Linked DNA regions of Homo sapiens: region 1 is linked to region 2. A link is a loop called in an ENCODE intact Hi-C map of the cell type or tissue named here. Cell type or tissue: PC-9. All regions are shown on one strand. Each heading gives the region's core, and the rest is flanking DNA. Links, peaks and the distances in the headings are about the cores only.

Evidence for each region. A loop is a pair of places that touch in the nucleus more often than their neighbours do. Peaks named below come from ENCODE experiments on the same cell type or tissue, not always from the same donor. Only the 100,000 strongest peaks of a DNase experiment are listed, where the experiment ranks them.
Region 1: it touches region 2 in a loop (10-fold over the local background); 33 of 110 quality-filtered maps call a loop at or near these places.

Annotation. Positions count from the first base shown.
Region 1 is chr6:143,743,575-143,748,956 of GRCh38, reverse strand. The region is part of intron 2 of PHACTR2 (phosphatase and actin regulator 2); the gene reads right to left. Among named protein-coding and RNA genes, the nearest start is that of PHACTR2, 68 kb to the right of the region's middle. RefSeq lists enhancers at 906-1,575, 1,576-2,245, 2,246-2,916, 4,258-4,927. In PC-9, for the core only: no CTCF peak of the experiment used is centred there; DNase peaks (open chromatin) are centred at 3,216 and 3,946; H3K4me3 peaks cover 909 bases; H3K27ac peaks cover 1,656 bases.
Region 2 is chr6:143,670,698-143,676,079 of GRCh38, reverse strand. It overlaps a transcript of PHACTR2 not described here. Among named protein-coding and RNA genes, the nearest start is that of PHACTR2, 4.6 kb to the left of the region's middle. In PC-9, for the core only: no CTCF peak of the experiment used is centred there; DNase peaks (open chromatin) are centred at 2,199 and 3,009; H3K4me3 peaks cover 1,467 bases; H3K27ac peaks cover 3,789 bases.

The sequences.
Region 1 (5,382 bases), core at 249-5,248, 73 kb before region 2:
ATCAAGTCATTCCTTAAGATAATTATGAAAAACATTCCAAGTAGAATTGAGCACATTTATTCTCCTCACATGAGGGCTCAAACTCGTTTTCTTAGTTGCTTAAAAAAAACACATGATCTGAGTGGAATCAACACAGCTATGACAAGAGCAAATGGCTGCAGCCCATGATCTGAAGTCCAACCGCCATCCCTGGTCTTTCAAATGGCCACCTTTGGCCTGGCGTCCAGGCATATTATTACATAGCAACTAGAGAGCATAAAGCCTGCTTCTCACGCTGAAGCTAGAAATGTTGCATTCTAAAACATATAATTCTATGGATATGCAGTGTATGAAGAAGATATGTATGCTTACATTAAAGAAAAAAACACATAAACATCAGTAAATATTCTGGGTAACCCATTTGCATTCCAGGAAAATGAACTATTTTCTAGTGTTTTCTCTCTCACTCCATCTATTACAAAAGCCCAACACATCATATTTCTATAACTCTTTCCCCTGCGTTCTCACTAATTCTAGAGAGTTCTTATATATTAGCTGACAATCCCCAGGTCTTAGGAGGATGGAGAAGGCAGTTAAGAATAATCAGCTTTCAGCCAGGAACGGTGGCTCATGCCTGTAATCCTAGCACTTTGGCGGGGGCCGAGGTGGGTGGATCACCTGAGGTCAGGAGTTTGAGACCAGCCTGGCCAACATGGCAAAACCCCATCTCCGAAAAATACAAAAATTAGCTGGTCATGGTGGTGGGCACCTGTAACCCCAGCTATTTGGGAGGCTGAGGCAGGAAAATCGCCTGAACCCAGGAGGCTGAAGTTGCAGTGAGCCAAGATCGTGCCATTGCACTCCAGCCTGGGCGACAAGAGCGAAACTCCATCTCAGAAAAAAAAAAATAATAATAATCAGTTTTCACAGACATGTAAAGCCATGGGGATCTTAACATTGATTCTTCCTTCTTCTGGAACAAATGTAAATGCCTGGTAGAACTTTGGAATGGGGCTTGGGAGCTCCGGAGCAGGATCTCAATTGTGTTCCCCTTGAGTGTGTATAGTATTAAATCCTGTGCTCTATATGTCCATGCAACTGCAAAGTCCATTCCTCACTTTCAGGGGCCAAGAAGGTGCGTAAAATTAACATGTGGTCATGTCATCTATTAATCCTGAGTCAACATTTCCCAAAGCGTGTTCTGCAGAACTCTATTTCCTCCAGACCTTCTGTTCAAAAATGCACTTTGATACAGCAGCGAAGGGCCAGATAAGGAGTCTAGGGCACTTTGAAGAGCAGGAAAGCTACACTGGTAGACAACATGCAGCTGCAGTAGCACGAGATTTCTGACGTTCCCCGATTCCTACTCCTGGGCTCATTATCTGCAAATCCTGGAACTGCTCTAGACAACATCGTTTCAACTAAACTAAAGCCATTACCCCAAACCAGGTTCTGACACATCCAAAGGGAGCAGGTGATAACACTAAGAAGACATTTGTGATAACACTAAGAACATGTTTGCTCAGGGGCTCCAGGGCCTCAAGCAAGGACACTGATAGGAGACAGGGTGGGAGGATGCGCCCTGGGCAGCCAGCTTTGTAGTAAGTGCATGAAAGTCTTCCTTAAGTGTTTGCTAATTGCATGTGCCACAGAATAGCAACGCTTAGTCTCTTGAAGAACCTGGATTTTTTTTTCCTTTCTGATAATAGAAATTGTGTATTCCTTTTTAAATCCTGGTTGCTAGAAAGATCAGAGTAAAACTGGATATTTGACACAGATTTCATATGACAATTCGTGGATGGAATCTCTGTTTCCTCCTTCTCTAAAACCTGACTTGACTTATATTTTATGTACAATATATAAGCTCTTTACTGCACATTTTGTCAAACTTTTTTTGGATAGAATCAGAATAGAAACAAACAGGAAAATGAGTGAATGAATGAATAAATGGTCAAAAGAATGACAACGAACAGCTTTGGGTTAAAAAGGAGACATACACAGAAGGCTTCCCTCCCTTCCTTTAGATTCCTCACTGACCCCATTCTTCCTGTATCTTCCAGAAGCAAGTAACAACAGCTCACTTAAAGGTTAGTAATTTCAATGAAAAAAGTTAACCGGGCAAAGAGTCTTTTTTTTTTTTTTAAACTGGGTGTTCTATTATGTAAAAAGAGTGTTGTTATTTAAATACAGTTTCAATTTGTTCGGCCTCTTGTCAAAAAGGAGAGAACTCTTATCAACGGCAGGAAGCCAAAGAACACCCACAGTGACAGGTGGGACACTGCTGGGATTTTGCAGGTGCTTTAGAAGGACCTTGACCACTGCAGCCTCCTACGGATTGTAAAAGCCCATTCATGCTTGACTGGGCTCTGAGGGGTGGCGGGACTCTGTAGACCTCCTCCAACAGTTGTCTTGGCCTCCATTCCTGGGAACAGGCCCAGAGATTCACGGCTGTTCTGCCCTAAACTTAAGGATGAAGGTGGCAACTGCAAGAGCAAGTGCCGCTGGCCTAGGGATCGGGCCACATTCTCGCAAACCAAATGCACTGCCAATTCAGCATTCAATCACGGTGGCTGTCTTCCTAACCGGCCCTTTGCTCATAAGAAACAAAACTTTTACTGGTTTGCTGCTTCTTTAAAATTGCCCAAAACACAAAATGGCTGCCAGGAGTCCTGGATTCTAGTCCTTGAATTCCTACAACTTGTTGAGTGACCCTGGGCAGTCATTTTGAGTTCCTGGGCCTCTAATCCATTATCTGTAAAATAAGGGACACAATTCAAGGATCACTAAGGACAATTCATCCAGCTCAAATGCTGAGTGATCCTGTGTCATTAATCGAGGCTGTCTGTAATCTCTGCTCGGGCACCTTTTAAAACGTTCGTTCTTGCACTAAAAAATCATCCGATAGCCTGAAACATACCAGGTTTCTTATTCTGCCTTTCCATTATGGATCCCGGAGGATTCTTTAGTTTTAGTTTTGAGTTTTGCTTAAATTCTAACTTAGTCTCAGCTAAAAATTCCCCCTTTCTTCCTTGTAAACTAAAAATTCCCCCTCTTTCTTCCTTGTAAACTCTGGAGCTTTGAAGCAGCAGCCTTGGCTTCCTGCCAAGAATCAAAACCAACAGCTTTGTTCTTTTGCTCTACCTCCTATAAACAGGCTCTGATAGGAAAATGCCGTTGGCTATTTGTTTGGTCTTTCGCTGAGAGCGTATTTAACACACAATGCGGATACCTCTGTACAGGGCCAATGAGAACAAACTGCAGGCGACCGAGCACGGAAAGTATGTTGCTGGGGCACAACATTCCAACCACCGCTCTCACAGCAGTACAAGTATCTCATTCTTCACCTTTTAAAATATTTGCCTCTTGTTTATATAGTGCCTGCATGTTTGCAGAGCACATTCACTGGACACTTTTTCATGGGCTCAGAGGGGGTTTGCATTGCAATGAATCTGAGAGGTCATTCTAGTCCAACACACCGCACAAAGCAGGGGCTGTCTCAGAATATTCCTGAGATGTGCTCACCTGCTTAAAATCATTCAGAGGGAAGATGCTCACTTTAAGGCGCAACCCACTTCAGTATCGATCACCCTCATTTTGAGGAAGGTATTCCAGAGAAGGAGTCAAATCGCACTCCCTGTAACTTCTGCGCATCAATCTAACCCAAGCTCTCTGTAGCTCCGGACTAAAGTCAGTTGTTTGTGAGCAGAAAACGGCAGCAGTCGGCTCCAGGTCATCACTGAGAGCCTGCTGTTATTGCAGCCTGCTCGAATCTGATCCCAAGTATCCCACCAGCTGCTCTTTGACTTTGAAGCTTACACCAATCTATGCACAGAAATCTATGCACCACAGCTACAGCACAACCAAGATACTGCCAGGGAAGACGCTAGTGGGGCACAGGTCGCTGAATGTCGTAGCTGAATACAGTAGCTAAGGTGTCTCCATGAAAAGTATTATCGCCAGTTGAGTAAATAAATGACTCATGGCCTCTCACTTTTATCCCAACTGGAAAAGCATAAGAGCTTTTTTTATACCAAGATCAAACAAAGCCATGATTTCTGTTTCACTCTGCATTGGGCTAATTGATGTTTTGACAGTTCAATTCTGATAACAGCAGCGCACACTCTAATTCTCTCTGGGAAGTGAAGGAAACACTGCCCTGTATTTTCCTGACTTCAGGCTTATACTCTGGTAATCTTCCAAAAACTTCCCATGGCTGCCCATCTTACTTCCAACAATCCCTGAACTCACCGCAGCCCCTTAGGCTGTCCCGCCTCCCACGTGCCTGGCTCCTAACCACTTCTTTCTGGCTCTTGGCTTCAATTTCTTGGGGCCCTGCATGGTGGCCTCTGTCCTTCCCAGGAGGCCATATCCCCAGACAACTGCTAGACTCACTCCATCCTGTCCCACAAGTCTCTGCTCAAAGGTCACCTTAGTGGAAGTCCCTTCCCTGAACTCCTGATGTAGAATGGCTATTCCCCTTCCCAACTTTATCTCTTCTTTCCCTGCAAAACCCATCGTCACCTCCTAACATGTGTAAGTATAATCTCATTGAGAACCAAAATTCTGTTTTGCTTACTGCTGTGTCCCCAACGTTGACTTGCAGGCTGTTGGCTTTGAAAAAATATGTGTATTTGTTGAATAAAAGAAAATAGCTAATCATGAGAATGGTATTGTTTCTGCCCCTTCCCAGTCCTCAATTTGGGAAAAAGCAAGTGAGGCTTGTGGCAAAACCCTGAGCGACAAGAATCTTCTGTCTTCTCCCTCCTTAATTCTTGGCTGGGCCAGTCCTAGGGAAAAAAATTCTCAACCTTCTGTCCTATGGATGATCTGAAAAAGTCTCTGTATGCACTGAAGAAGGGAGCTCACAGTCTGTAGACGACAAACACCAGCACCTAGCAGGGTGTAGTACACGACTGGGCTCCTCATAAATTAGAAATGATTTATGATGTCCTTCTGGGCATGGAGAGGTAGCTGTGGAGCTGCACTCAGGAAAAGAGGCTGGAGCATATGCCGCTGGCTTTTTTCTGCGGATACTTGGCTGGGATTTCATATTACTCTGGAAATATCTGTGAGAGTAAATCTTGTAGTCAACAAGTCACTTGTGTTTTTCTTTGGCGAGGAAAGAGAGTCCTAATTCTCAATTCTAACACCATTTAATGACTGGACAAAATAGAAGAGCAAATAGAAGACTATTAAATAAGCGTGCCATGCTATCTTCTCAGTTCTGAGTACTGAATGGCCTCACTGTAAAACTGTGACAGAAACACACAAAACCACTTGTCTTGTGTTGAAAGTGTTCTACAAGAGCCTGGCTCGGCTTTGCCCCTCTTCAATAGCAGTTGCAGAAAACAGAATGTCAGAAAATGGTCTGCTTTTAACAAGATCTTCACTAAGGCAGAGCTA
Region 2 (5,382 bases), core at 225-5,224:
GTTTTCTTTCTAAGAGTGGGACAGTTCTTGTTCTTGGTTTCTAGAGCTTCTGATGGAACTTGGCATTTAAGTGGCCTTTTTATCACAGCTAACAAGTTATACTAATGAACATAGAAAACGTCTACAGAAATCTCTAAATTTCATTTCTAGGTTGTAACGCAAAGGTTAGATATTATCACCTAACAAGAGAATTTTAAGATAATTTTCCCCCAAATTGCCTTACTCTTGCCTTATTAGAACTCACACAGTTTTACTAAGAGTTCTGGGTGTTAATCCCATGGGTTTATAGTTTAACTCTGGAAACATTTAATGTCATCTGAAAGGCATGGACATTTCTCTGTATACTACCTCTCTCTAGGGAATTTATTAAAATGCTAAACAGGATTAGACCCAATACCTAACTCTGAGGAAGCTATCTATTTATAATTCTTCAGCATTTATCCCATTGGTCCCACCCTTTGTTCTCTATTTCTAAACCAATCTCTTATCCAGTGATATCTTGGTAAATGCTTAACTGGTTTGGGCTGGGGGTGAGGAGGCAGGAGGGGGCCTCAGACTGCTTTGTTTACTGTGATGTAAATACTCCTACAATAACCTATTCTACAGGCCTTCAACCAGCTAGCAAAACTGATATCAAACAGCTTGCAAAATTCCTTGAAATGTAACAATTTGGCCCACCAGCCTGTGTGAACTGCCTTCAGCACACCGCTACTTTTCTCTGTTATAATAATGCCGCATCATATCATACCATGGCTGAGTTTGAGGAATAGCTTCTATTTAGCCTTCCTAAAAATATAGACTAATGGCATCTACTGATTTTTTCCATGGAACACTCTAAATATTTTTCAAGCTCTGAAAGAACTACTGTGATTTATTCATTTATTTCCAGAAAGAAACTAAAGAAAGTGAATTAGTGAGATAGAATTTCCCCTTCTGAAAGCCAGTGTGCCTTTATGACACAAAGTTGTACTTATCAGGTTTTCAAGCATTCTACCCTGTAACACAGACTTCACTGGCTTGTCTGATGTGGGAAGTCTTAGACTCACCCACCTGGGGTACCCAAAGTGACACTTGCACTCCTCCTGGATGGAAGCCACTATATCTATTAGGTTAAAGTTAAAGCGGACAAAAGCCTAAACATTGGCAATCTGGACCATTTGTGAGAAAGTTCTTTTCTAGGTCAAAGTCCAAATGGCAGACATACAACTTGGTGCCTTTAGAGAAGATGGTTTACAATTACTACAGTCACCACTACCAAATCCTATAACTTAGGTTACTGCCAGATTTTTCTAGGCAGCCAAATCTAGCCTGGAGCAGGAAGAAGAAGGAACCTTCCTCAGAACACAAATGCCATGAATACTAATCCTGGAGGTCTCTGCCTTGTCCAGATGCTGCCAGCTGTGTGAGGATTCATTTTGAGACACCAGATGTTAGGGGTGGAGGAATTATGATGGGAGGGAAGGGTTAGGCAGAGTCCCAAGAGATGAGATGGTTGATCAGAACAGCAGTGACCTGGGAGGCAACAGTGGTTGATAGTGGCCATATACAAGCAGATGAAGATTACATTAATTTACACCCTTATTTCTAGATTTGACCATAGACACCCTGTGAATTAGTGACATTTCCTTGGCTAATGGGAATTGTAGCAATAGAAAAATTATTTCTTAATGGGAAGGAAATGAATGAAAACTTAGCAGTTTTCCTAATAGTATACTAAAAACGATATGCAAAAGTTGTTTTAACTATTTGGGTAGTTTTTACTAGAAGATCTTCTGGTTTTTAAAAACTTTGTATGTCTTCAAAACTTGGCTACATTTTGTAAGAGTCAGCTTACTTAGAAAAATATAAAAAGCAAATGGGAGCTTTACTAGATAATATAAACTCAGTGAAAACTCTGTATATGTAACTAATGTTTACTTTGTAAAATGTTACTCTATGGTAAAGTTGCAACTAAATGGCTACTATATCTTAGATTTTAACAATTCTGAGAGATGCTGGTTTGAACAGGATAATGCTAACAGATAAAGGAAAACTTTTGTTAAGGAAAGAATTACAACTTTGCATATTCTAGTTATATTAAGCATCAGTAGAAGACCACATTCCACAAGTATTAGAACAGGAAACAAACCTGAAAGACAGGCTTTTCTTTCCTATTGTTCTCATATTTTCATGTGATTTATTTCCTGAGTTTTCCTTCTTCTGCTTGCTCAAGCTAAAAGGATTAACAAAATACCTTGCCTCTGCCTCACCCTGCGTGAGTCTCTGCAGAGGCGGGGTGTGGCTCACGTGTGCTTGCTTAGTGAGTGAGCCCCACAGTTGGAAGATTTATGCTGGAAAATAAAGACCTCAAGGGGTGGTGCTGGAATTTCCTTTTCCAAAGACATTCTCCCTACCCTGGGAGGAAAAGCGTCTGTAATTTTGCTCTACTTCATTTCATAAGCAAAACAAAGTACTCATCCATAGTATTAAAACTCTAAAAACTGCTATAAAATGAATAATCTTTAATTTATTGACCAAAATCTAAAGAGAACAGTCCTTAAAGACATCTTTTATATGACTGCCCAATTTACACAAAATAATTGCTTCCAGTAAGGCCCAAATCTTTGTTTTGTTAACCATCACATCCATCCCTAGAAACTAACAAAATTTGCCTGGCAAATAGAGGGTACTGAATACATAGATGATAAATTAAAAATAAGCATTTATGTTATCTCCTTAATGGTAACTTCCAAGTATGGACAAAAAAAAAAATCTGGGAATACATGTAAAATTTTGGTAATAATATAGAATGTTGACTCCATAGCAAGAGAATATCGAGTCTGTCTGTGACTGTAAATTTTCTTTTGTATGCCCCTCTGAAATAATCATCTACTCATTCACCTAGAATTGACTGAGGACTTCCCATGGGCGTGGTACCTCTAGCACATGGGCATAAGGATAAGTGAGGTATGGACTCTCCTGTGGCGGAGGTCATAGTATGGGTACGGTGGAGGGTGGGTGTTGCAGCCTACAAATACATGATCCTAACAGTGGAGGAAGAGAAGTTTGTTCCTCCAGCTGGGAGTGGTGACTCATGCCTGTAATCCCAGCACTTTGGGAGGCCGAGGTGGGCGGATCACCTGAGGTCAGGAGCTTGAGACCAGCCTGGCCAACATGGTGAAACCCTGTCTCTACTAAAAATACAAAAATTAGCCAGGCGTGGTGGTGCACTCCTGTAATCTCAGCTACTTGGGAGGCTGAGGCCGGAGAATCACTTGAACCTGGGAGGCGGAGGTTGCAATGAGCTGAGGTTGAGCCATTGCATTCCAGCCTGGGCAACAGAGTGAGACTCTGTCTCAAAAAGAAATAAATAAATAAAAATAAAAATAAAAAAGAAGAAGTTTGTTCCTCCAAGTGCTAGGGATGCCCAGTAGGTTAGTACAGAGAAGGCTCTGAACTTTAGCAAATTACTAAATCCACATTTTTGCCACACAGAGGTGCTCATTCATTCTGAAGGTGCCCTAAGATTGTGAAGTGCTTCCTGAATTAAAGAAAGATTAAATTCTAATAGTAGGTGGTCAGAATTAACTGTATTTGTTTGTTTATTGCTTGCAGCTTTTTTTGTTTGTTTTTTGTTTTTGAGACAGCGTCTTGCTCTGTGGCCCAGGCTGGAGTGCAGTGGTATAATCATTGCTTACTGTAGCCTTGAACTCCTGGGCTCAAGCAATCCTCCCACCTCAGCCTCCAGAGTAGCTGGGACTATGGGTGCCTGCCACCATGCCCAGCTAATTATTTGTAATTTTTTTTTTTTTTGTAGAGATAGGGTCTCACTATATTGCCCAGGCTTGCTTGCAGCTTTTTGAAGAATAAGTTATGGACCCTAAAATGTACCCATTTAAAGCAAACAGTTCAATAAGTTTTAATAAACATGTAGTCCAACCAACAGCACACTCAAGTGTCAGAAAACTTTGAGATCCCTAAGGTATTCCATCATGTCCTTTTGCAGTTAATTCCTGTTTCACATCCCTGTACCACCCTTGGCATTAGGGAACTGCCAACCTGCTTTCCATGTCCATACTTTTGATTTATCTAAAATTTCTTACAAATGGAATAATATTATGTACAGTTTTTTTTAATCTGGCTTGTTTCATATGTTTTTGATATTCATCCATGTTGCTCTGTGTATCTGTATTTTGTTCCTTTTTGTTCTAGGTTGCCTTCCATTGTATGGCTATACAAAAGTTTGTTTATCTGTTTACCAGTTAATGGGCATTTGGGATGTAACTGTATTTCACTGTATTCCTGCTCCATGAAAAGACTTTGGGTCTATATTGTGTTACATATATGCTAGTTCTATATTAATAATAACTCATTGATTGGTTCACCACTCAACAAATATTTATTATGCATCTCCTTTTTACCAGTCTTTGTTCTAGGTACTTAGGAGACAGAATTATACAAAATACAAAAACACCTGCACTCATAGAGCTTCCCTTCTAATGGAATGACAGAAAATAAGCAGTAAACATAATAAATCAGTAAACTTTATAACAATTTAGAAGATGAAAAGTGCTATGAAATTCAGAAGAGTAAGAGAGATTGGACTGGCATGTGGTGTTCACAGTTGTCCTCACTGAGAAGATAATGTTTAAGCAAAAACACAAAGGAGGTAATGGAGTTAACCATATGGCTATCTGGGGGAGAGGTGTTCCAAGAAGAAAGACCAGTTAATATAAAGACAGGAGCATGGCATATGTTTGAGGAATCCAGGGGAAATGGTGTGGTTGGAGTACATAGAATAAGAGAGGTAAAGATGAGGAGAAGGAGATTATAACCACATAGGACCTTGCAGTTAACTATAAAGACTTTGGGCCAGGTGCAGTGGTTCAGACCTGTAATCTCAGCACTTTGGGAGGCTGCTGAGGCAGGCGGATCATGATGTCAGGAGTTCAAGACCAGCCTGACCAACGTGGTGGAACCCCATCTCTACTAAAAATACAAAAATTAGCTGGGCATGGTGGCGCATTCCTGTAATCCCAGCTACTCGGGAGGCTGAGGCAGGAGAATTGCTTGAACCTGGAACTGGGAGGTGGAGGTTGCAGTGAGTCGAGATCGTGCCACTGTACTCCAGCCTGGGCTGCAGAGCGAGACTCCATTTCAAAAAAAAAAAAAGGCCTTGGCCTTCTTCTCCTCCAAAGAATCAGAACTCCTCGCCAGCAAGGGAACAAAAATGGATGGAGAATGAGTTTGATGAATTGATAGAAGTAGGCTTCAAAAGGTGGGTAATAAACTCCTCTGAGCTAAAGGAGCATGTTCTAACCCAATGCAAGGAAGCTAAGAACCTGGAAAAAAGGTTAGAGGAATTGCTAACTAGAATCACCAGTTTAGAGAAGAACATAAATG